Regions from separate parts of the Homo sapiens genome. Here all the other regions are linked to region 2. The links are chromatin loops, found by intact Hi-C in ENCODE. Cell type or tissue: heart right ventricle. All regions are shown on one strand.

Region 1 (8,000 bases), 190 kb before region 2:
CCAGAGAAACCATGCACCCTGATGCATTATGGGCCCTGTGGCAGCATTCCAGCCTGTACGGTGATGGAAAAGAAGCATTTCTCTCTGGGTTAGGCTGTTGCTGTTTTGGACTTCTGTTATACACGGCTAAATCTGTAAGCTGATCTCAGCTTTGTAAATTTTGTAATTTTTTTTTTTTTGAGACAGAGTCTTGCTCTGTACCCCAAGCTGGAGTGCAATGGCACCATCTCGGCTCACTGCAACTTCCGCCTCCTGGGTTCAAGTGATTCTCATGCCTCTGCCTCCCAAGTAGCTGGGATTACAGGCATGTGCCACCATGTCTGGCTAGTTTTTAAATTTTTTACTAGAGATGGGGTTTTGCCATATTGGCCAGGCTGGTCTCAAACTCCTGACCTCAAGTGATCAGCCTGCCTTGGCCTCCCAAAGTACTGGGATTATATGGGTCAGTCACGGCACCTGGCCTAAATTTTGTAACTTTTTTTTCTTTTTCGAGACAGAGTATCACTGTCGCCCAGGTTGGAGTGCAGTGGCATGATCCGGCTCACTGCAACCTCTGCCTCCCAGGTTCAAGCCATTCTTCCGCCTCAGACTCCCGAGTAGCTGGGATTACAGGTGTGCATCACCATCCCCAGCTAATTTTTGTATTTTTAGTAGAGACGGGGTTTCGCCATGTTGGCCAGGCTGGTCACAAACTCCTGACCTCAAGTGATCCTCCTGCCTCGGCCTCCCAAAGTGCTGGGATTACAGGAGTGAGCCACCAAGCCCAGCCTGATTTTGTAACTTTTGTTTGACAGAAAGGCTTTGAATTATCTTCTCCCTGTGGCCAAAGAATTTCTAAAGAAACCACTGACTCCCACAGGTTCTCCGACTCAAAATTACACGTGGAACAACAAACCAAGCCCAACTGAAATATGGGACAAAGGACTTGACTTCTCCAAAGAAGATATACAAACAGGCTGGGTGCAGTGGCTTGTGCCTATAATCCCAGCATTTTGGGAGGCCCAGGTAGGAAAAGCCTGAGGCCTGGACAACATAGCAAGACCCTGTCTCTATTAAAAATAAACTAATAAACATGTACTCCTGAACTTAAGTTAAAAAAAAACTATTAATAAATATTTTTAAAATATACAAATGACCAATAAGCATATTAAAACATGCTCAACGTCACTAATCCTTAGGGAAATGCTAATAAAAACCACAATGAGATACACTTCACAGCCATTAGGATGGCTACTACCGAAAAACCAGAAAATAGCAAGTGCTGTTGACGATGAGGAAAAATTGGAACTCTTGTGCATCACTGGTCGGAAAGTAAAACAGTATAGCATTTCCTTGAAAAATTAAAAATAGAATTATTGGCCGGAGGTGGTAGCTCACGCCTGTAATCCCAGCACTTTGGGAGGCTAAGGTGGCAGATCCCTTGATCTCAGGAGTTCAAGACCAGCCTCAGTAACATAGTGAAACCCCTTCTCCACAAAAAGTACAAAAAAATTAGCCAGGAGTGGTAGCACGCGCCTATAGTCCCAGCTACCTAGGGGGCTAAGGCAAGAGAATCAATCACTTGAGCTTAAGAGGTCGAGGCTGCAGTGGGCGGAGATGGCCCCACTGCACTCCAGCCTGAGTGACAAAGTGAGATCCTGTCTCAAAAATAAAAAAACATAGAATCACCTTCTGATCCTGCAATTCCACTTCTGTATACCCAAAATAATGGAAAGCAGGGACTCAAACAGACTTTGTTTCTCCAGAGAGAGGGAAAGGTTTTTATAGCTTCATAAACTCCAGGAAAAAGCCCCAGGACAGCATAGCCCAGTTCCATCTCTAAGCCGAGAAACCTTAGAGAAAGTTCATGCCTCGTTTCCGCATTTATTCCACTTACAAAAACAAGAATTTCATATTATGCAACCAACACATACAAGAGGTGAGTGAAGGACAGGGCACTGCCTACTCTCCCAGACTGGACATCTGGGCTCTCTGCTAACCTTGCCTCCAACTCACCGCCCAGCCCTGTTTCCTCATCTGTCCCTGCTGGGGCTCTGAATGACCTGCGGCTCCCATGGCTGGGTGGAGGAGCCATGTGACCCCAGGGACTTCCAGAGAGCCCTTCTATCAATGGATCCCGGTTCTGGGACCAGGAAGGAGAGAGCTCAGTCACTCAACACGACTCACGGCTTCAGCGGAGGCCCTCGCTAAAATGACTTTTTAATAACCTTGGCCCAGCCTGCCCAGGGGCCCCCCCTCCCCCATCTGGTGGAGGCCACTACCCAGAGCTGGGGATCTGCGGAAGGAGCCACCCTCATGGTGACGGACACACACTGCCTAGTCCCAGTGGTTGCAGTATCTTCCTTCCACAGGTGCCAGGAGGGCAGGCTGAGAGGCCAGAGTGCCTTCTGGGCCTCAAGTGCATTAGCAGGATGGAACCAGCACACGTGGGACTTGAGCTGCAGAGCACTGAGCTTTATTTACAAACTTCCACAGAATCCCTCACCCTCCACCCCAGGGTCCTCCCTCTCTGGAACTCAGGCAGCAGACAAGCTTGGGTCCACCCACCTGCCCAACCTAGGACAGCTGGGCCTGAGCTGGGCGGGCAGGGGATTCCATCTCCTGGGTGCGCCTGCCAGAGGGGAGAGGCTGGAGGCGGCGGGAATGCTGTTCTCCCCCAGGAGTCAGTCCTCAGGGCTTCTGCCGTGGGACGTGGGGCCGAGGGACCTGGGGCACTGACCAGGTCGGGGTCGGGGGCAGCATCTGCATTGGTGAGGCCTGGATGGGGAATAGGGAAGTCTCAGGGGGGCCACTTGAAAGGGACAGGTCATCCCCAGTTCCAGCCACATTCCCTCCTGGATCTTGCAGTCAGGGTGGCCTTCCTGGGTGGAGCAGGGCAGGCGGCAGGGAGCAGAGGAGTTCCGAGGGATGGCTAGGGTCAGGGCTGGAGGGCTGGACCCTGCAGAGAGACACTCCCAGGCTCCATCCTCCCCACCTCAATCCTACCCCCCAGGAGGCTCTGCAGTCCCCAGGCCTGCTGCGAGGTCTCTGTCCCTCTAGGGGGCACCCCAGGCTAGGATGCGATCTGGACCGTACCGGGTGAAAAGGGCTGCTGGTGCCGGACAGCTTCTGGTGCTGGGCCTCAGCGGAGACAGAGGACCAGAGGTCCAGGTTCCTGGGGGCTGAGCTTTTCTCAGACTTCGGAGGAAAAATGTCCCAGCCCAGCAGGCAGTGCTGTGGAAGGCAAGGAGTTAAAAGTGCCTGACCTGGGACAAGCTCCCCGCTGACTGGGCACACCCCCATCAGGGAGGAACTGTGCCCCCCATTAGGAAGGAGGCCCCCACCAAGGCAGGGCCTGTGTCTACCCACAAGACTACCCCAGCTCTCCCCTTTCTTATCCTGGCAGATCCAGCCATCCCTGGGGCCCTGAGAGCTGAAATGGGAGGAGGATAGGACGGTGACAGTGACATTCACAGGGTACTTCCTGCTGTAGGCTCTCCAAGCACCTGCATGGATTGCTTCACTCAACAGCCCCACCTCACCACCAACATCCCTGAGGATGGCGCTGTTATGTCCATTTTACGGACCAGCAAACTGACTTTCCTCTGCATCCTTCTCCTCCTCTGACCCCAGCTGCCCTACTCTCAATTTAGGAGTCAGGGGGAGTTGCCACTGGCACCCCATCCCGACCTGGAGACACAGGAAAGGACATTTTTTTTTTTTTTGAGATGGAGTCTCACTCTGTCACCCAGGCTGCAGTGCAGTGGCGAGATCTCAGCTCACTGCAGCCTCTGCCTCCCAGGTTCAAGCGATCCTCCCACCTCAGCCTCCCAAGTAGCTGGGACTACAGTGGAGGCTGCAGTGAGCTGAGACCATGCCAATGCACTCCAGCCTGGGCAGTAAGAACAAAACTCGGTCTCAAAAAAAAAAAAAAAAAAAAAAAGCAGCAGCAGCAGCACAGAGACCTAGGTTCGAATCCCAGCTCCTCCACCAAGGCGCCTCCCCCTCTGCTTCGGTCTCCCCACCTGCAGGGTGGGGGTACAGCAGTGCCTACACTCCTGGCTGCTGTGGGGGCTCCATGAGATAAGCCCCCTAAGGACTGTGCCTGCAGTACACAAAAGCGCAATAAACAGGACCCATTCATGTCATGCCAGCCTGCAGGCAGATCACCCTGGAAGCACCGGGGTACGTGGAGCGGGGGTCCTACCTCCCTTAGGTACAGGTGTGGGTGATGGAAGAGGCCCAGGCTGTGCTCCAGAGACTTGGGCGCTCACCCTTGTCGAGCCCAGTCTCGCTCTGTGACCCTCCCTGGGGATCTGGGCCAGTCTGAGCCAGCCCCGCCCTCATCACCATCCAGCCCCACGTGGCTGCTCACCCGGGGCAGGGCCAGTGTGTCAGAGGCGTCAAAGCTCTTTCGCCGGTGGATGTGGTACCGGTGCGGGGGCTCCAGGATCGACAGCGGGATGCTCACCCTGCGCAGGGGGGCAGTGGGGGACCCCTGAGGAGCCTCCCAGCGGTTGGGGGCCCACGCCCAGGCCCATCTTTTCTTAAAACCAGTGGTTCAGGCTCTGTCCCCCAAGGTGTCCCAATACTCTGGTCACTCACCTGACGTGCGCTGGCTGCGCCAGGGTCCCAGGGCCCTGCTGGTCTCGCGGTGTCCTGCACAGGCGGCAGGGGGTACCGGGATCCACAGGCACCGGGAACAGGCGCCGGTTGACACGGTAACAGTACACGCCTGCGAGGCCCATGAGAAGCCACAGCTCTCCCTGAGCCAGGAACCCAGGTCCCCAGGCTCCGTGCTGCCCTCAGCGGCCCCCAACCACACAAGCTGCCAATCCCTCTGGGAAGCCCTTCGGCCCATTTCCTCCTAACCCCTTTCCTCCCAGAACCTGGGGCCCACGCCCTAAGGGGTGGGGAGGGACATCCTCCTGGGGCCCTCAGGAGCTGGGATGGAGTCCCACCAGCACAGGGGCACTGCTGGGGAGGGTGGGATGGTGCCACACAGGGCAGCCCCTAATTCGGTGGCCAGGCCTTAGCTCACTCCACCCCTACCAGGGCTTGGCCACCCTGTCCAGACTGCAGGCCTCCCTCCATGAGTCTCAACATCTCAGGGGCCTCCCCAGGCCCCAAACCTCAAATGGGACTGCTCTGGGGCAGGGGAGGCCAGGGCAGCGCGAGGCTGGACTACTCAGCGGCCTAGCCGAGGGCCCGCACTCACATTCATGGTCTTCCTCCACGCCGCTGCCACTGCTCTCACGCAGGCCTGGCAACTGGGGTCTGAGAGGGCGAGGGGGATGAGCAGGCCGGGGGATGGAGCCGCTCAGCCGCCCTCGCCCACCCTCGCCCGCCCCTGCTCACTCAGGATGGCTGCAGATACACTCCTCCTTGTTGGTTTCCCGAAACTCCTGCAGCTTGGAGAAGAAGGCCTCAGGCTGGCTGGTGATGGAAGAGCTGGTGTCCAGAGACCCTGGTGTGGGCAAAGCACCAGGCAGCTGACGGGAGAGGGGCTGGGGGCTGCTGTGTGGCCACCGGCCAAGGCTTGGAGAGACGATCAGCCCTGGCACCCCAGGCCACCTGCTTCATCCCTACTGTGCCTCAAACAGGCCAGGAGGGCCCCTCCAGTCACTGGGACTGTTGGTTGGTTTCAGTGTCTGTCTACCCTGATGCATAGCCAACCATCCATGGAAAAAATATCGACAGAGCCCTTATGACAGGGCTAGATGCTGTTTCATGTGCCAGGAACTAGACAGACAAAGCCCCTGGCCTTAATGAGGCTTACACTGTAAGGTGGCAAGAGATGAACTAGCCACCAAAAAAAAAAAAACCCGTGATACAAGACTGAATGCTGATACCTGCCAGAAAGCAAGAGAGCAGCGTCAGAGCCTAGTATGGCCGGGCAGCCATACCAGGGAAGGCCTCTCCGAGTGAGATGACCCTGAGCAGAGACATGGAGAAGCCACAGAGACCTCCCAGGAAGGACATCGCAGGGAGATGAAAGAGCAAGCGCAAAGGCCCCGGGGTGGGCATGTGCATGGTTCAGCTGAGGAACAGCCAGGAGGGGAAAGTGGCAGGAAGGCAGCGAGGGTGGAGGAGATGAGGTTAAGAAGCCCAGGGAGGGTCTGGGGAATGGGAGGGACACAACCACATCAGCCACATATTTTTACAGAACTCCTCCTCTGGCTGCTTCAAGTTGAGGGGAAGCAGAGGCATCGGTTAGGATTCAGCTGGGGAGAGGTAGGGGCAGCCCCCAACTTACCATGATTCGACTTAGGATGTTTCTTTTTTTATTTTTTGAGACAGAATCTCACCGTGTTGCCCAGGGTGCAGTGCAGTGGAGCGACCTCGGCTCACTGCAACCTCTGCCTCCCAGGTTCAAGCGATTCTCATGTCTCAGCCACCTACAGAGCTGGAATTACAGGCGTGCGCCACCACACCCAGCTAATTTTTGTATTTTTAGTAGAGACGGGGTTTCACCATCTTGGCCAGGCTGTTCTCAAACTCCTGGCCTGATCCACCTGCCTCGGCCTCCCAAAGTGCTGGGATTACAGGCGTGAGCCACCGCACCCGGCCTAAACAGTATTTTCAACTTATGTTGGGTGTATCAGGATGTAGCTGGATGGTAAATCCAGCAAGTTTATGGCCTGACCTATTTAGTATTTGGAGTTGCCATTTATGGAGACAGGAAAGACTGCAGGAGGAGCACAGCAGTGGAAATCAGGACCTTGATTTCGGACAGAAGGTTAATAACTTCATGGTGATGTGGAGAAGACAGTGGGATATACAAGTCTGGAATTCGGAGGAGAGGTGCGGGCTAGAGATACAAATGGAGAAGTAGAGAAAGTGTCCAAACACCTCAGCGTTTGGGAGATCATAGAGGGAAGATAGAGAGGAGGAGTCAGAAGACCGAGTCCCAGGCCTAGGGGTGTAGCAGTCAGAACAAGGACCTTTCCTTCCCCAGAAGCCTGGGAAGGAGCACCAACAGAGATGGGGGAGAACCGGGAAGCAAGTGGCTGGAAGTCCAGGGGAGAAAGTGCTTCAGGAGTGACCACTGTGTCCCCTGCTACTCAAAGGAAGATGTGGATGAGGGCTAAGCTGGGGAGTTGGCACCACGGAGGCCACTGATGACCCAACTGAGGGCCATGTTGATGAAATGCTGGGAGCTGAAGCCCGATTTAAGAAATAGTAGTGGAGGCTGGACACAGTGGCTCATGCCTATAATCCCAGCACTTTGGGAGGCCAAGGCGGGCAGATCACTTGACATCGGGAGTTCCAGACCAGACTGGCCAAGATGGCGAAACCCTGTCTCTGGCTAAAAATACAAAAATGAGCTGAGTGTAGTGGTGCATGCCTGTAATCCCAGCTACTTAGGTGGCTGAGACAGGAGAATCACTTGAACCTGGGAGGCGGAGGTTGCAGTGAGCTGAGATCACTGCTCCACTGCACTCCAGCCTGGGTGAAAGAACGAGACTCCATCTCAAAAAAAAAAAAAAAAAGAAAAAGAAAAGGAATAGTAGTGGAGAGAAATTGAAGGCAACGAGGCTAGACAGCCCTTTTGAAGAGGAAGTTTTGTTATCGAGAAAACAGGCAGTCACTGGAAGCAAATGTGGGCTAAAGGTAGGAATGTGGCATCGGGATGAGAAATAACAGACAGCGGCTTTACCCCGACTGGATGTGAGCTGCTGGTAAGATTCTGTCTCACCGGGCCTCAGCCTTCCCATCTGTGAATGGGCACCATGGTGGTGCCTACCTAATAAGCTTATCATGAAGGGCAAAGGAGTCAGCGGGAGGAACAGGAAGCACAGCTCGGAGCGGTGCCTGGTGCAGGGAGCATGAGATACAACCAGCTCCCAGAATGCTTCCTGCACGTTCATGCTCATGCTAAGGGGCAGGATGAGGATGCAGGACAGAGAGGGAGAGGATCACAGGAAGGAAACCCTGGAGGAGCCAGAAGCAGAGGGGCGGAGCACGCTGGAGCAGGGCCAGGGTCCAGGTGGCAGCATGGACAGTCACCTCGGCAAAGG
Region 2 (8,000 bases):
GGAGCTTGCAGTGAGCTGAGATGGCACCACTGCACTCCAGCCTGGGTGACAGCGAGACTCTGTCTCAAAAAAAGAAAGAAAGAAAGAAAGCAGCATGGAGACAAAAGGCTAAAGGAGACAGAGGAGACAGAAGACATTTTATTCTCACATGTTAGGGTTACAATGAGAACTCCCAAGTTCCAAAGGTTCAAATAAAAATAGCATTTTACAAATTAAAAAAAATACAATTTATATACACAGTGGAATTAGCTAACATCATACAAACAAACAGTGCAAACAGAAAAAAGGAAGCTGCGACTGCGGCAATGGCCAAGGTCCGCAGAGCTGTGGTGCAATACTGCACATCAATACTGCAGGGCTGGCGAGGCCACCTTGGGCCTCTCGAAAGGCTTTCCTGTCACCCAGGGTCATGTCAGTGCATAATTCTGCATCACAAATGCCATACAGTGGACTGGGTCCTGAAAGTGTCCCTTCCAGCTGGGAACTGTTAAGTTAATCAAGGTCAGGAGCAAATCATCCCTCAGCACAAGGTCCCAAAGCCAGGGCCGGGGGCCCATTGGCCCCACTCCCTGATCACCTCGCCTAGGGGCCATGGAACACCAAGCTGGAGATGAAACACAAAACACCACTTCTTACCACCCGTAGGCTCCCCATCCACAGATCTGCTTTACTGAGGCGACTGATCACTGGGTGATGGGGCTGCTAATGGGTGAGATGCTGAAAAGGCTGGTTTCTAATGGACAGAAATGGAAGGAGCGAGGGTCACAGTTGATTTGTCATGAGTGGAGAAGTTGCTGTCTTTGGGCTTATCTGGAAAGCGCAGATGCAGAGAGAGGAGAAAAGGAAACCACGTGCCTTTGCATGGGGCCTGGGTTTGGGGCCTCCTTGGCAGCCGTCCAGTCAGTTTAGGGGAGGGAGGTATTTGCATTCTACTGTCTATCTCTGGGCTAAACTGATGGGAACAAAATATCTGGTGACTTAAACACAACAGGATGTGCACGAGGGATGAATTCCAATAACATTCACCGGGGCAGCCTCAGGGCAGGCGGCTGCTGATCCAGCCCTCGAGAGGCCGGGGTCCTCCTGCAGGGCGTTAGCTCTGCCAGCTCCAGGAAGGGGCGGGGAGAGGGGACAAAGTGTCTGTGACAGGTGATCACACCATTCTCCTGACTTGGACAATTGGCTTCCTTCTTAATAAAAGGAAGAAATAACGTGATCAAGCTCTGAACACTGCCATAAAACACAGCAGCAGCTGGCCAAATAGTAACATTTAAATAAGAATTGCCTTTTTGGTCCTTGTGATGTCCTGCGCTATTTCCTGGGAGTATTATCCCCATTTCATAAGTCAGGTGCATTCTGGGAAGCAGAAACATTTAGAAGTCAAAGCAATTTTGGTCAGGGAGATAAGAAAATGGGGAAAATGGAGGGGCCACAATCAGCTAGAAAAGACCTTGAAGCAGCCCCATCTCTGGAGTGGAATTATTCCCTAGAGTGTGCTGAGCGCAAGATCTGGACCAGCAGAGCCAGGACTGATGCTCACCCCAGGGTGAAAGGCAGACTTGGCCAAGGAGGTCGCCCAGGGCTGGGCCTGAGAGCTGTGCTGCCAGGGCCAGGTGCCGAGGCCCGTGGGCAACCTCCACGGTTTTAAAAAAAACTAAACGTAAATGAAGGCCATCTTGAGCCAAAGCACGTCTGCCCCAGGGATGCCTGCTGGGACTAATACCATGTAGAAGGTGGGGGAAGATAAGCATGAATGCCCAATGCCCAGATGCTCACTTTGGGTGCCTAGTCAGAGGGGGCGGGCCAGCCTGGAGAAGAATGACGTCACTGAACGACAGGGTGCGCTTCCCATGCTTCATGTGAAACCTTCAGGCACGTGCTGGCAGGAAGCATCTTCCCCACGCACCCTCCCTGCGGCACAGGAGGCCCTCCTGAAGGGCCTCTGTATGTAAGCTTGGGACAGCTAGTGCAGGGGAGAGAGAGGTGTTTGTGAAGGGCAGACACCCTCTTCCTCAAATAGGCCATCTGCTTTATCATAGCACATACCTTTCAGTGGTCACTGGCTCAGAAGTGCTTCCTTTCTACTTTGGAAAAAAAATGGTAGCATTCCCCAGAGTTGAGTGAAGCTGCTTTATCCAGGAGTGCCCTGCTTTCAGCTAACTTTGGTGGGTGATGCCAAGATCCTCTGAGCTCTGCCTGCTTCATCAGGAAGACGGAGATCAAAACTTAAGGAAATGAAAAAGGATCTGGGTAGAAACGTGTTACTGGGAGACTGGGAATAATCTGCAGATGGAGAGAAAGCTGCAATGTTAAGAATTAGGGTAGACGTAAATCTGATCCTATTATCAGATTGACCATCCAGGGGTTATTAGTGTGATTTTAATCCTTTATGTTTCTGGTGGGCGGTGGTTCTAAGGAGAGTCAAACCACAGGGCAAGACCAGAGCCTCTGCTCACACCCAGGAGCAGAGTGTTTCCCTTAAAACCAACTAGCGAGGATACCGTGTTAAGAGTCCCAAATAAGGGAAGGACTCTCTGAAATATTGAGAATTTTCTCAGTGCCCAATTCCTAAACCTAGTCATGAACTGTATGTTGTCACTGGCATCTCCCCAGCTTTTGCCTTGGCCAAGTCCCTCTCACACATTTAAGGCAACAGCCGGGTTCTCTAGGAAAGTAGCAAAGATGGCCAGGAACACTGCTCGGAGTGCAGCCCGGGGCCCGCCTGATTCTACCTCTGCTTCTGGCTCTGGTGGAGCCAGGGGTGGGCCTGTGCCAACACTGGAGGGTGGGAACACAGGGAGCAGGAAGTGGGAAGATCCTTGCTGGGGAAGTCAGAAAAGTCCAAGCTCTGATGGTTCAAAACCACCCCCAGGACCTCTGACCAGCAAGGTGTCCGATGACTCCCGGCTTTCTGAGTGAGTGGGTGACTGGGAATCTTCCATGCCCCGGAACAGCCCCAGCCAGCTGTGCCCGCCGGAGTGAGCATGATTTGCCTCCCCAGGCAGCACCAGGAGAGGGTGGGCTGGGCTGTCAGATGGTCTGGTAGTGCTGCCTCAGCCGGGCCTGCAGAAATTCATAGGTGAGGTTGTGCCGTGTGATGATCCCCACGATCTAGGGCAAAGAGAAGGCCTGAGTCACCTTCAGGGTAAAACCCGCTGGCGAGAACAGGAGTGACAGGAGCCGGCCCTGTTAGTTTGTCACAGAATGTGGAGGCCTGGATAGTGCACAGCCAGACACAGCTTGATTGGGATAAACAGCTAACGAGGGCTCACACACTGGAGGCCAAGGGGACAAGGTTAGCTCCAAAAAGGGCTTGGGCCAGCTGGCATCTGAACTAAAATGTCCTTCCACAGGGCACATGCTCAGCGCTCAGCTCCCATCATGACCAGCCTGCTTCACAGATGTGCAAGCGGTGGGGCCCTTGAAGTCTCCTGAGATTATGACCCCTGCCATGCCTCATACTCACCACCTTGCAAAGTGACCTATGGGAGTCATTTGTTACAGGTCGTTACAGTGGTTCCCACGTGTCACTGTTGTTGGGAACTCCAAAGCCACGTCATAAACTATGTTAGGACTCTGTCAGTGTAGTTGGCAATTACATTTCAAGGGACATAAGTTAACCTACTGCAACAAAACCTGTGTAAGTACGCACTATGCATGCCAGGGTTGTGCCGCATAGAAGAAAAGACTGAGGCCGGGTGCAGTGGCTGACGCATGTAATCCCAGCACTTTGGGAGGCCGAGGCAGGTGAATCACTTGAGTTCAGGAGTTCAAGACCAGCCTGGGCAACATGGCGAAACCGTGTCTCTACCATAAATACAAAAACTAGCTGGGCATAGTGGCGCATGCCTGTGGTCCCAGCTACTCAGGAGGCTGAGGTGGGAGGACTGCTTGAGCCTGGAAGGTCGAGGCTGCAGTGAGCCGAGATCTTGCCACTGCACTCCAGCCTGGGTGACAGAGTGAGACCCTGTCTCAAAACAACAACAACAGCAACAACAACAAAAGACTGAGAGGGTGGCCTTGAAAAGTTACCAGGGCTACCGCGACAGGGTAGGGACGAGGGTTTGGTTTTTGCTTGTTTTTTGCTCATATGTGTTTTTGTATTTTCCTACAATGAAATCATATTTGTGTAATAAGAAAATATTTGTGTAATAAGAAAATAATGAAGTTCTAAAAAGAAGAAAAAAGGAAAGTCTGCAGCAATAATTACTAGGTGTTTTATATCTTTGTAAAACTCAAAGTATTTTGCTTGAAATTCTCTCATCTAATGCGCAAATCCCTACGCAGGTGGAGAACCAAGGAACACCAGTGGTACGGAGTGAAGAGCAACATTTCAGGAGGAAGACACAGCCTGGTAGAGGCGCGGCTCTGGCTGGAAAGGACGGCCAGTGGGACGCTGGTGCCATCTGCTGGCAGGCAGGGGAAAGGGTCCCGAGTGCACGGAAGCCGAGCAGGGTTCAAAGCTAGTGTTGGGCCACACTCTCCCCTCCTGGTGGGATGCCTACGTTTCTGGTGAGAAGCCTGGGTGCACAAACAGCACCTGGCTAGGGGATCCTCTCTCAAAGGTGGGGGCAGGGCCGGGGCCTCGCTCACCTCTCCCACAGCGTTCACCACGGGCAGGTGGCGCAGGCCCATCGTTCTGAACAGGTTGAAGACTTGGGAGACGTGGGTGTTGGGCGAGACGGTGAAAGGCGAAGGGTTCATGTATGGGGTGACATCCTGCAAAGAGACCACGTGTCACTGACTGCCTGAGACGCCAACGGCATGAAGAGGCAGCTCCGCATGGGACAGGCCGGGGCAGCCCTTCTCACCACGATCATGCGCGGGTTGAGCAGCGTCAGGTCCAGGTCGTGGATGTCGGGGTACCGCGGGTAGTCCTCGGCCATCTCGGCATAGGAGAGGCGCGGCTGGCTGGCGCTCTGCAATTCCAACCCAGACACTGTCCGTGCTCAGGCAGCAGTGGCCAGCAGGGTCACCTTAGAGCCCCTCCCCTTGATGCCTGAATATGCCCAGCTCCAGGCTGCTGAGGCAGGTGGTGCAGCAGCAGCAAGCGCTCCAGAGTGAGAGCTCTCCAGTCAAACCAAGTCCTTGGCCAAGTCCTAGCTGTGGCACCCTGGGCAAGTCCCCTGATCTGTCTGCACTCCCTTTCTTCCTGATTCATGAGATGCAAATGGCTTATTAGGAAGTTTAAGTGAGAAAGCACTAAGTAAAGTGGCTGGGGGGTGAATGTGTCCCCCCACCAAAAGATATGGCCAAGTCCTAAGCCCTAGTACCTATGAATGCGACCTTTCTGGAAACAAGGTCTCTACAGATGTGACCGAGTTCAGATGAACCCATGCTGGATTAGGGCGGGCCCCAAATCCGGTGACAAGCGTCCTTAGGGAAAGGAGAGAAGATACACAGGAGAACGCCGTGTGATGACAGTGGCGAGGATGGGGGCTGTGTTCACAGTCAGGAGCACCAAGGTCTGCAGGCAACTCCCATGAGCTAGGAAGGGGCAAGGACAGCACCAGAGCCAGGGAGCGCTGCCCTGGTGACACCCGGATTTTGTACTTCTGGCCTTGAACTATGAAGGAATAAACCGCTGTTGCTTCTCACCACCCGGCTGTGGCGACTCCTCCCCTAAGTCCACTCTGCACTTCTCGCCTTGCATTCAGCTTTCCCTATGGCACTGTTCACGGCCCGCCGGCAGCGCCCAACCCCTCGAGCTTCGTCAGGTCTGGCCTGGCTGATTTCTGCCTCGGAGAGACTTACCGACTGGCTTTCAGAGTAACAAACTCCTCGGACAAGCAGGGTGACAAGCTGCGACCGAAGGATCAGGCCGTGGAAGGTCAGAGGGCGGAACCGCTCCTCCATGGTCCAGTCTTCACTTGGGGACTGGTCAGGGTATAGGTTGGGGTAGGGAGTGTATCTGTTACACAAAAACCAGATGCTGCCTGGGATACCCTCAGCGGGAGCGCTTCTGATCCATGTTCCCAGCCCGCTCCCCATCCAACTTTCCCAGGAAACTCAGGAGCCACCTCACAACATCTGAGCCAAAGGCTCACCCCACCGCTGTGTAGCCCTGCGGGCAGTGGGGGCCCCGCCAGGCTCTCACCTCCTTTCCAGCATCTGCTGCAGGAGGTCCTCCTTCTCGGCTGGCTCCTCAGAGGCGATGTGCTCATCACACATGTTCCGTAGCTCGCTGGATGGGTAGGACTTCATGGACTGGCTCCGTTTGCGCTGCTCGCCAGCCCGGGTGAGGATGCTGGATTTCTGTGGGTGGGGAGGCCACAGGCTACTGCGCATGGGCAAACGAACACAGCAGTACTGATGGAGCTTAAGGATTTGGGTGACAGGGAGGGTCAGAAGCACATCCGGACGCAGGAACTTAATGGGGCTGAGGTTCAAAAGAGTGGCTCAGGCTGGTGGTTCAAATGAGCCTGAACCCTAGGACCTGGCTGCAGCTTCTGTGGTTTCCTTTAATCTGGGAAGAGCAGCTTGATTCTCCAGAGGGGAACAAGCCATCTCCTACATCCTGTCTTGATAGAATTTTCAATCAACGTGCCTGCCCCCAAAGCCAAGGAGTGGCACATGACCCAAGTGAGGCAACAGGATACCCCCTCTCCCTGGATTCTGAATCGGAATCAGGAGGAACCCAGGGCCAGTGCTCCTTCCTCCTGGTACCCAAGGGATGTCTGCTAGACCCTGCACTGCTCCCCACAGCACATGGTTCTGGTCCTTCAGCTTTCCCAGCTGTCCTGAGCTTTCCTGTGGATTTCTTTCTCTTTCTTAAGGAGGTCGAAGTCCATTTCTGTTGCTGGCATCTCTAGAACTCTCCCTGATACTCTCACATGGTAAACAAACCATGAAAGCTGCTGACTTGAAAAACAGATCTGTCCACATGCTCATTGCGGCAAGAACGCACACACATCTTCACGGCCTGATAAAGCTGCCCCTGCTGTCAAATCTACTCTCCCTGTCGCATGTGATGAGAACAGTGCCAACTTCCCCTGAGAGCCGGTAAGTCCACCCCAGCCAGGGGTGGGCAAAGCACTAAGCCGTGTGAGACGGGACCGCTTGTCTCTCACCTGCCTTTCCTCTCATGCCGTTTTCTTTACCTTGAACTTGATGTTGTTGCTGATGAGCTGGTTGCCCTTCATGAACTCCTTCTCGTTACCGCGGTTCTCTGTGACCACCGGGAAGGCATGGTGGACCGTGGTGCGCAGGATGCTCACCAGAGACTGGATGCGGGTGTGCGGGTAGACGTAGGTCAGGTTGGGCTCCATGATGTCGCTGGCTCTCAGCCTGGGGGAGGAGGGCAAGTCATCCAGCCTCATGACAGTGCCCGCAGGCCCCTGGGAGCAAGCTGTGCTGGCTCTCCAGCCCTGCTCAGACCACGGGCGGGGTGGGGGGCTCTTCTGAACTGCCCCAGCTCTCCCTCAAACCCGATGCATTCCTTTGTACTTCTATCCCCCGACACATGCTGTTCCCGCACCTGGAATGTCGTACCCTGCTGTACCAGGCTGATGGGCTCGGGCTCATCCCTCAGCTCAACAGCAACATCCCCTCACCAGGAAGCCCTGGCTGCTGGTCCAGGGGCTGGCCACGCCCTCCTCGGTGCCCTGCAGCACGCTCCACATACTACCCCTGAACTGCTAATTCTGCTACAGCATTTACCACAACTGGGTAAATGGGTGGGCTGGGTGCAGCGGCTCACGCATGTAATCCCAGCACTTTGGGAGGCCGAGGCCAGCAGATTGCTTGAGCCCAGGAGTTCAAAACCAGCCTGGGCAACACAGCAAAACCCCATTTCTATAAAAAAAATGTTAAAAATTAGCCAGGTGTGGTGGCACGCGCCTGTGATCCCAGCTACTCAGGAGGCTGAGGTGGAGGATCGCTTGAGCCTGGGAGGCATAGGTTGCAGTGAGCTATAATCATGCCACCCTACTCCAGCCTAGGCGACAGAGTGAGATCCTGTCCCAAAAAAGAAAAACAATAATAATAAAATAAACACAGCA
Region 3 (8,000 bases), 130 kb before region 2:
CACCCCTGCCCCTCCCAGGCTCCCTACTCCTCTCCACCCCTCCCAGCTTCTCTACCACTTCCCACCCCACCCCTGCTCTTCCCAACCCCATCCCCACCCCTCAGTCCCTCTACCTCATGCCCCACCCTTGCCCCTCCCACGCTCCCCACACCCTCACTCCACCTCGGCCCCTCCCAGTTTCTCCACCTCCCACCCTACCCCCACCAGTCCCAGCCACTCCACTGACACCCCACCCAACTGTCCCCGCATCCTGGCTATGCCCCAGGCTTGCCCACCCTGGTGTAGTAGCCGGGGTAGAGCTTCTCCGTCATGGGCGCAATGTACTCCAGCAGGAATTTGTGCCACTCCCGCTCAAAGCCGATCTGGTTCATGTGGATGTCAATAGTCGGCACGTTCTCGTAGCCACCCTGGATGCGGTTGTCCTGGAGGTGACCGAGGTGAATGTTTAGGCAGAATTCTAGGATGGCCCCCAGGCTCTGTCTACTCCCCTCTCCTACACCCGGGAATGTGACCGGACCACATTACATGACAAAACTGAACAGGCTTTGCAGATACAATTAAGGCTCCTAATCAGTTGACTTTGGGTTAATCAAAAGGGAGATTATCCTGGGGGGGCCTGACCTACTAGGTGAGTCATCTGCAGAAAGACCTTATTTTTTGAGACAGGGTATCCCTCTGTTGCACAGGTAAGAGCGCAGTGGCGCAACTTCAGCTCACTGCAGCCTCAACCTTCCAGGCCTAAGTGATCCTCCCACCTCACCCTCCCGTGTAGCTGGGACTACAGGCACGCACCATCACGCCCAACTAATTTTATTTTTATTATTTTTATTTTTGTGTGTGTGTGACGGAGTCTCACTCTGTTGCCCAGGCTGGAGTGCAATGGCGTCATTTCAGCTCACTGCAACCTCCACCGCCTGAGTTCAAGTGATTCTCCTGCCTCAGCCTCCCGAGTAGCTGGGATTACAGGCGTGCGCCACCATGCCTGGCTAATTTTTTTTTTTTTTTGTATTTTTAGTAGAGATGGGGTTTCATCATGTTGGCCAGGCTGGTCTCGAACTCCTGACCTCAGGTGATCTGCCCACCTCGGCCTCCCAAAGTGCTGGGATTACAGGCGTGAGCCATGCACCCAGCCACTAATTTTATTCTTTGTAGAGATGAGGTCTCACTATGTTGCCCAGGCTGGTCTTAAACCCCTGGACTCAAGCGATCCTCCTGCCTCAGCCTCCCAAAGTGTTGGGATTATAGGCATGAACCACTGCGCCTGGCTAAAGGAGGATACTGAAGAGAGATTCTGTCTCTTGCTGGCCTTGAAGAAGCAAGTTAAGTTCTACAGCTGCAGGGGAATGAATTCTGCAACAACCAAGTGAGTTTGGAATGGAATCCTGGGCCTCAGATGAGACCCCAACCCCAGCTGACACCTCAATGACCCAGCTAAACTGGGCCCAGATTCCTGACCCACAGAAACCAGGAGATAACACACGGGTGTTATTCTGAGCCACAGTCATTTGTTACAGAGCACTGAAAACTTGTTCCAGGGCCAGAGTCAGCTGGGGTCCGAGGTCTGGCCCTGTCACTGGAGCACAAGCATCAGCCAGCCCCCAGAATGCACGGGCTAGTCCAGTTCCTGGCTTCTGGAGATCAGCTCAGCAACCAAAGCATGTGGATTAGGAAGATAACCAGAACTTCAGGTTAGTCCAGTTGCCAGGTCAGAGGTTGGCACACAGGTCCAGGGTCTCATGTGCCTTTAAAAACGGTGCCTTAAACTTGGGAACACACATTTCTGTTAAACAACTTAGAAAATGAGGCCAGGCACGGTGGCTCACGCCTGTAATCCCAGCACTTTGGGAGGCCAAGGTGGGTGGATCACCGGAGGTCAGGAGTTTCAGACCAGCCTCACAAACACGGTGAAACCCCTGTCTCTACTAAAAATACAAAAATTAGCCAGGCGTAGTGGTGGGTACCTGTAATCCTAGCTACTCAGGCGGAGGTTGCAGTGAGCTGAGATTGTGCCATTGCACTCCACCTGGGTGACGAGCAAAACTCCGTCTCAAAAAAAAAAAAAAAAAAAAAATTAGGCATGGTGGCCAGCACCTGTAATCCCAGCTACTTGTGAAGCTGAGGCAAGAGAATCACTTGAACTCAGGAGGCAGAGGTTTCAGTGAGCCGAGATCGCACCACTGCACCACTGCACCACTGCACCCCAGCCTGGGCGACAGAGCGAGGCTCCACTTCACCAAAAAAAAAAAAAAAAAGGACGTAGAAAATGAGAGGTGGGGTGCCCGGTGCGGTGGCTCATGCCTGTAATCCCACCACTTTGGGAGGCTGAGGCAGGTGGATCACAACATGAGGTCAGGAGTTCGAGACCAGCCTGACCAAAATGGTGAAACCCATCTCTACTAAATATACAAAAATTAGTCGGGCATGGTGGCAGGCGCCTGTAATCCCAGCTACTCGGGAGGCTGAGGCAAGAGAACTGCTTGAACCTGGGAGGCGGAGGTTGCAGTGAGCTGAGATGGCGCCACTGCACTCCAGCCTGGGCGACACAGCGAGACTCCATTCAAAAAAAAAAAAAAGAAAAAAGAAAATCAGAGGTGGGTTGGGGCTTGAAGTACATAGGAGATATGAATGTTGTAAAACTGTCAGGAGACGAAAAATTCCTTTCTGCAGTTTCTCTTCTGTGAAAGGGCTAAGGACAGAGTTTGCTTAGTAGGTAATGTTGCCTTTAAGTACAGTGGTGTATTTTTATTCAAGATTGTGCTCTTTTATCAAAATCCTATGGAAATAAATGTTCTGGGATCATTAAAATAAAAAAAATAAATAAAATAAAAAGGTGCCTTAGGCCAGACACGGTGGCTCACGCCTGTAATCCCAGCAATTTGGGAGGCCGAGGTGGGTAGCTTACCTGAGGCCAGGAGTTTGAGACCAGCCTGGCCAACATGGTGAAACCCAGTGTCTACTAAAAATACAAAAATTAGCCAGGGATGGTGGCACACGCCTGTAGTCCCAGCTACTGGAGAGGCTGAGGCAAGAAAACTGCTTGAACTTGGGAAAGGAAGGTTGCAGTGAGCTGAGATCATGCCACTGCACTCCAGCCTAGGTGACAGAACGAGACACTGCCTTAAAAAAAAAAAAAAAATTTACACACACACAATTAAATAAATAAAGAATACAAAGATTAGCTGGGCGTGGTGGCACACGTCTATAATCCCAGCTACTCGGCAAGCTGAGGCATGAGAATCTCTTGAACCTGGGAGGCAGAGGTTGCAATGAGCCAAGATTGCGCCACTGTACTCCAGCCTGGGCGACAGAGTGAGACTCGGTCTCTAAATTAATTAATTAATTAATTAATTAAAATAAATAAAATGAAATTGTGCCTGGTTCACAACCAGCCTGGGCAACACAGCCAGACCCCGTCTCTATTATTTAAAAAAAATATATATATATATATATAAATAAAATCTATATATATTTCTTTTTATATATATATATATATACACACACACACACATGAAAAGAAAAAAAAAAATGGTACCTGAACTTTCCAGGACAGGAACAGGTGTTGGGATTCTCACGGAGAGAACACAGGGCCTAGCACCCTCAGCAGGCCACCTGCTCCTGCTGTCTGATGAACTTGGACCCGACAGCCCTTCCTAATGCCCCTCATCCCACCTTGGCCCTTTCCTCCCCAGCTCCACCTGGGGGAAGTCTAGGGAACCAAGCTAAGCCATTCCAATAGCAAACCAGGAACTGAAAACCTAGTAGCTTACGGTCAAGGCAACTCAAAGCCACACGGTGGCAACAGCAGCTCAGGGACCAAACTCCATCTCAGGTTTCTCAATCCCTCTACTCCTACCTGCCTGCAGATACCCATGCCAGCACCCCTATGTCAAGAGTCCCAGAAAGGGTGGCCAGGCCAGCTTGCCAGAAGACCCCAGACAGTGAGCGGCACTGATGGAGAGGCAGCCTCCCTGCGGCCCCAGCCCAGGCATCAGGGTCCCACCTTGTTGTTGCCCAGAGACCACTGGCCAAAGTGCTCCATCTCCTCCACCAGCTCATCACAGGCCACCTCCGTGAAGATGGGGAACCAATAGACATCCGGGCAGGGCTGGGGAGGGCAGGGACTCAGTCAAGGGGGTCCACAGTGGCACCACAGAATCCTCCTTCCTCTTCAGGGCCACACACCCAAGCCAGGGAGCCCTCCCAGTGTCCCCGGGGAGCAGGGCCTTGTCAATCCTGGAGAGACTGAGTGGGGAGGAGGAGGCAGAGCCCAGAGACAGACTTTCCCAGCCGAGGTCACAGAGCTACCAGCGCCAAGGTCAGACAGAAACATGGGCATGGAGGGAGGGAGGGGGCAGAGGCCCCAGGCTCGGGGGAAGCAGACATTAGTGAGTGGAGAGAAGCAGCCACTCCCCGAAGTGGTCCAGGCATGGTGGGCCACAGTGGCCATCACATCCAGGATGTTTTCCTCCTTCCTGCCTGGGCCAGGTAGAGAGGCCCTGCAGACTCCCACAGCCTCCAGCAGGAAAGTGCCAACAGGTAGAGGGGCCATCCTGCCTCCCCCCACCCCCATCCCACCACCCCCCACTCCCATCCCGCCGCCCCCCCATTCCCATCCCGCCACCCCCAACTCCCATCCTGCCGCCCCCCAACTCCCATCCCTCCACCCCCAACTCCCATCCTGCTGTCCCCCACTCCCCAGGGCAAGCAGTTTCCCTTCTGTGCCCTGCCCCCTGCAGCAGGCAAGGCTGGTCCAAGAGGGTGTCCATGGCCCTTACCGTCTCCACCAGCTTCCCTGCCAGGGCTTTGGTGTAGTTCTGGTGGATGTACTTCTCCTTCCAGTCCTGTGGGAAGTGGGAAGCAGGCTAGGGTCCTCACCATTGGCTCAACTGCCAGGGATGCTCAGAGCAGACCCCTCAAAGTGGGAGTGAAGGTGTACGTGCTTGACAGAGGCAGGTGTTCACCTGCACCCACTGGGTGCGTGTGTGTTGTCTGGGTGCACAGGTGTGCCCATAGGAGGTGGTGTTTGCACATGTATGTACATGTGTGTGCTTGTGTGTATATGTCTGTGTGCAGGCATGTGCTTACACCCATCAGCTGTGAGCTCCCAACGTCTAGAAACAGTTACAACTGTCTCCCCTTCTGATCATCACAACACCCTCATGGGTAAGACAGGCTGGGACAGTATACCCATTTTGGAGCTAAGATAACTAAGGTCCCCAAAGCTGGAAGGCTCAACTAAGTCCCAGATGATGGCAGATCTAGGCCACAAACCCAGGCCTCTTGAGTCCTGGTCCCTCCTCCAATAGATGGTGTTGCCTCTCTGGACACCCTTCTCTCCCTACCCAAATCCTGCCCTATAGCCTCCTGGGGTGAAGGGAGGGTGGCAGGTGGCCTACAGGGGTCCTGGCTGTTGTAAGACTCTGAGAGGGAAGTCCCTCCGACTGCAGGATCACTGGGCCCCTTTGCTCCCAGCCCCTATGTGCCCACCCTGGCCTCACCTCGGGGTTGCTGAACACCTCCCAGAGGTCGTTGTGCAGGTGGGTGGTGCGGTAGCTGTCTAGGGAGAGCAGATGGCCAAGGGTGTGCCGGTTGGTCAGGAACATGAACACATCCTGGGGAGGACAGGCCCGGTGGAAGAGGCGCTCCCCCACCCCTCCCCTGCCCTCACCCCTCCCCTGCACGCTCCCAGACGGGCAACAGTGCAGCCTCCTCCACCCGCCGAACTGAAGTTCCCAATATCAGAGACCAAGTGCAGTCACCGCTATGTCCCCAGGGCCCAGCCCAGGCCTGACACTAAGAATGTGATCAGGGAAGTCTTCCCAGAGGACTGAACACAGAATGAAAGAAAAAATGCGTAAAAGAAAAGGAGCGTGTTCTGGTCCTGAAATGTTGGTCACAGGGGAAAACTTCATCTTGCTGCATGTTTAAAAAAAAAAAAAAAGTCACAAAAATATATGGGGTGGGGCGCAGAGACAGGGTGAGGTGTCTCTCGGGCACATCACTTGGAGTACCTTTAGGTGGAAAGTTCCGTTTTCTTTGGGCTATTCCAAAAATGTAAATAAAATAGATGGTATAAAAACCAGGTCAGCTAAAATGGTCCCTGCAGACCCCTGAGGACCAGCCCTCGTGCCCGACGGCCCCCATTCCTCCAGCAGGCCCTGGTGGCTTCCGAGATGCCCTGCTAGAATCTCTGGAGCTCCCAGGCCTACGGTGACAAGGCGGCCCACCATGAGGGTCAGAGCTGGAGGCCCACCTTCCCGCCTGCCCCATCCAGAGGGCGTCCTGTGCTGCCCGCTCCTGGCTGACCTGCTGCCGGATGTTGGCACAGAAGGCCATGTCGGGGTCCAGCTTGCTGTGGTGGAAGAGATCTGAGGACTGCAGCTCACCCCGCAGGGCACTGCCCTTGATCAAGTAGATGTTTGAAATATAGGGCACATTCCAGACACCACTGTGGGAGAGACAGAAAGCGGGTGGGGGTCAGAGGCTGGTGGTGGGGAAGATGGAGGGGGTCACAGGGTGGTGGTGGGGAGTCATAGCCTGGAGTCTGGGTGTGAGAAGGGAAGTCACAGGCTAGGGGGGCACAATTGTGCTGATTTGATTCCCCCGCCCTGGACACATGGGCCTATTTGTCAGGAAGTCCTTCTGTGTGTCTAACTGAAGTCTTCCTTGCTTCAGGTTCAACAGGAATTTGAGGGTAACAAGAACAGGAATAATAGGGAGGGAGCCCCACAAGCCCAGGCAGAAGCCAGATGAAGGTGTCCCCCACCCACCCCCACCCTGCAGGTACTCACACACGCCGCCCCTGCACAATGTCCACGTAGTCCTCGGAACGGGCATAGTAGCCATCTGCACTGAGAGCCCCCCAGAAGTTCGACCACAGCCTCCCATGCCGGGTCATCAGCGGGGCAATGACGTTCCTGAGGGAAGGGAGCACCTCAGTAGGAGGTCGCTGCCCACTGGGAGTAGGAGACAGCACTAACCAGGGATGGGGGGAGGTAGGTGCCCCTCAACCTGCACGCAGGGATCCCCAAGCACCTCACTGAGACAGGCAGTGCCTTGGCCGGGGTGTCGGGGGTTTGGCTCTTCTGGTACCTGCTCCCTCCCATGGGGCAGCCAGGAGCAGACAGGGCAGGACACCTTCTCTATCAGAACCTGGGGTATCAGGCTGGGGATCCACAGCTCTGGGTAATAGGTGAGGCCAAGGAGGAGGAGGAAGAGGAGGAGGAGAAAGAGGATGAGGAAGACGAGGAGGAGGAGGAAAAAGGAGGAAGAGGAGGAAGAGGAAGAGGAGGAGGAAGACAAGGAGGAAGACGAGGAGGAGAAAGAGGAGCAGGAGAAGGAAAAAGAGGAGGAAGAGGAGGTGGATGAGGAGGAGGAGGAGGAAGGCAAGGAGGGCTGCCACCCCAGGACCAGGCCAGTCCTGAGCAGTGCTGGGTGCAGACGGAGCAGCCTCACTTGTTCTGTTGGATCAGCAGCCGCAGGCTGTTGGGCTCGGTCAGGGCCACGTCAGCATCCACGCTGAAGTAGTAGGTGCAGCTGCGGTCCTGCCGGCACAGGTCTCTGCAAGGAGGAGGACACAGGGTCAGTGCACCTGATCCTGGAGCTACTGGTGGCTGCTCACATCTGTGACCACAGTCTGGCTTCACCACATATCAGCCAAGGGGCTTTAGAGAGGTCACACCAGCAGCCTCAAAGGTTCCTCCCGACTCTGAGTCCCAAACCCCTGGACTGCTGGGCTCTCTCACCCAAGGCCCAGAGGTTGGCAACTGGTATCAAGTGCCCTGAAAATCCTGGTACTGGGAAGAACACAGCCCACAGGTGCCTACATGGCCCAGGGTGGGGAGTAAGCTGGGGCTGCCTTTCTGAAATGCAATTTGGTAACTTGTACCAAAAGCCTTAAAAATCTGTGTTACTTTTGTTTATCTGGTACAGGACTCAGCAAACGAGGGTCTGTGAGTCAAACTCTGGCCCTGCCTGGTTTTGTACAGCTCATGGGCTAA

What was found. Hi-C counts contacts between places; a loop is a spot of excess contacts. Peaks named below come from ENCODE experiments on the same cell type or tissue, not always from the same donor. Only the 100,000 strongest peaks of a DNase experiment are listed, where the experiment ranks them.
Region 1: a loop joins it to region 2, with 13 times the contacts of the local background. A loop is called at or near these places in 19 of 110 quality-filtered maps.
Region 3: it touches region 2 in a loop (5-fold over the local background); 71 of 110 quality-filtered maps call a loop at or near these places.

The regions. Positions count from the first base shown.
Region 1 is chr1:12,026,479-12,034,478 of GRCh38, reverse strand. It overlaps MIIP (migration and invasion inhibitory protein), which reads right to left. Exons shown (of 10, transcript NM_021933.4): 5 at 5,338-5,446; 6 at 5,198-5,256; 7 at 4,585-4,714; 8 at 4,355-4,451; 9 at 3,076-3,213; 10 at 2,434-2,757. The coding sequence ends at 2,671. MIR6729 (microRNA 6729) reads right to left here and starts at 5,321; the gene lies at 5,257-5,321. In heart right ventricle, a CTCF peak has its summit at 3,032 (motif pointing right); DNase peaks (open chromatin) are centred at 17 and 3,067; H3K27ac peaks cover 812 bases.
Region 2 is chr1:11,835,254-11,843,253 of GRCh38, reverse strand. CLCN6 (chloride voltage-gated channel 6) reads right to left here. Exons shown (of 23, transcript NM_001286.5): 18 at 7,101-7,287; 19 at 6,098-6,255; 20 at 5,755-5,911; 21 at 4,812-4,919; 22 at 4,594-4,719; 23 at 124-3,111. The coding sequence ends at 3,031. It also overlaps NPPA-AS1. Among named protein-coding and RNA genes, the nearest start is that of NPPA, 8.5 kb to the left of the region's middle. RefSeq lists an enhancer at 4,480-4,669. In heart right ventricle, a CTCF peak has its summit at 4,400 (motif pointing left); DNase peaks (open chromatin) are centred at 910, 3,220, 4,413 and 4,691; H3K27ac peaks cover 4,062 bases.
Region 3 is chr1:11,963,092-11,971,091 of GRCh38, reverse strand. It overlaps PLOD1 (procollagen-lysine,2-oxoglutarate 5-dioxygenase 1), which reads right to left. Exons shown (of 19, transcript NM_000302.4): 11 at 7,456-7,560; 12 at 6,792-6,917; 13 at 6,307-6,448; 14 at 5,499-5,612; 15 at 4,776-4,841; 16 at 4,001-4,105; 17 at 276-422. Among named protein-coding and RNA genes, the nearest start is that of MFN2, 13 kb to the left of the region's middle. RefSeq lists enhancers at 3,674-4,174, 4,175-4,675 and a silencer at 7,652-7,853. In heart right ventricle, CTCF peaks have their summits at 3,565 (motif pointing left) and 3,766; no DNase peak of the experiment used is centred here.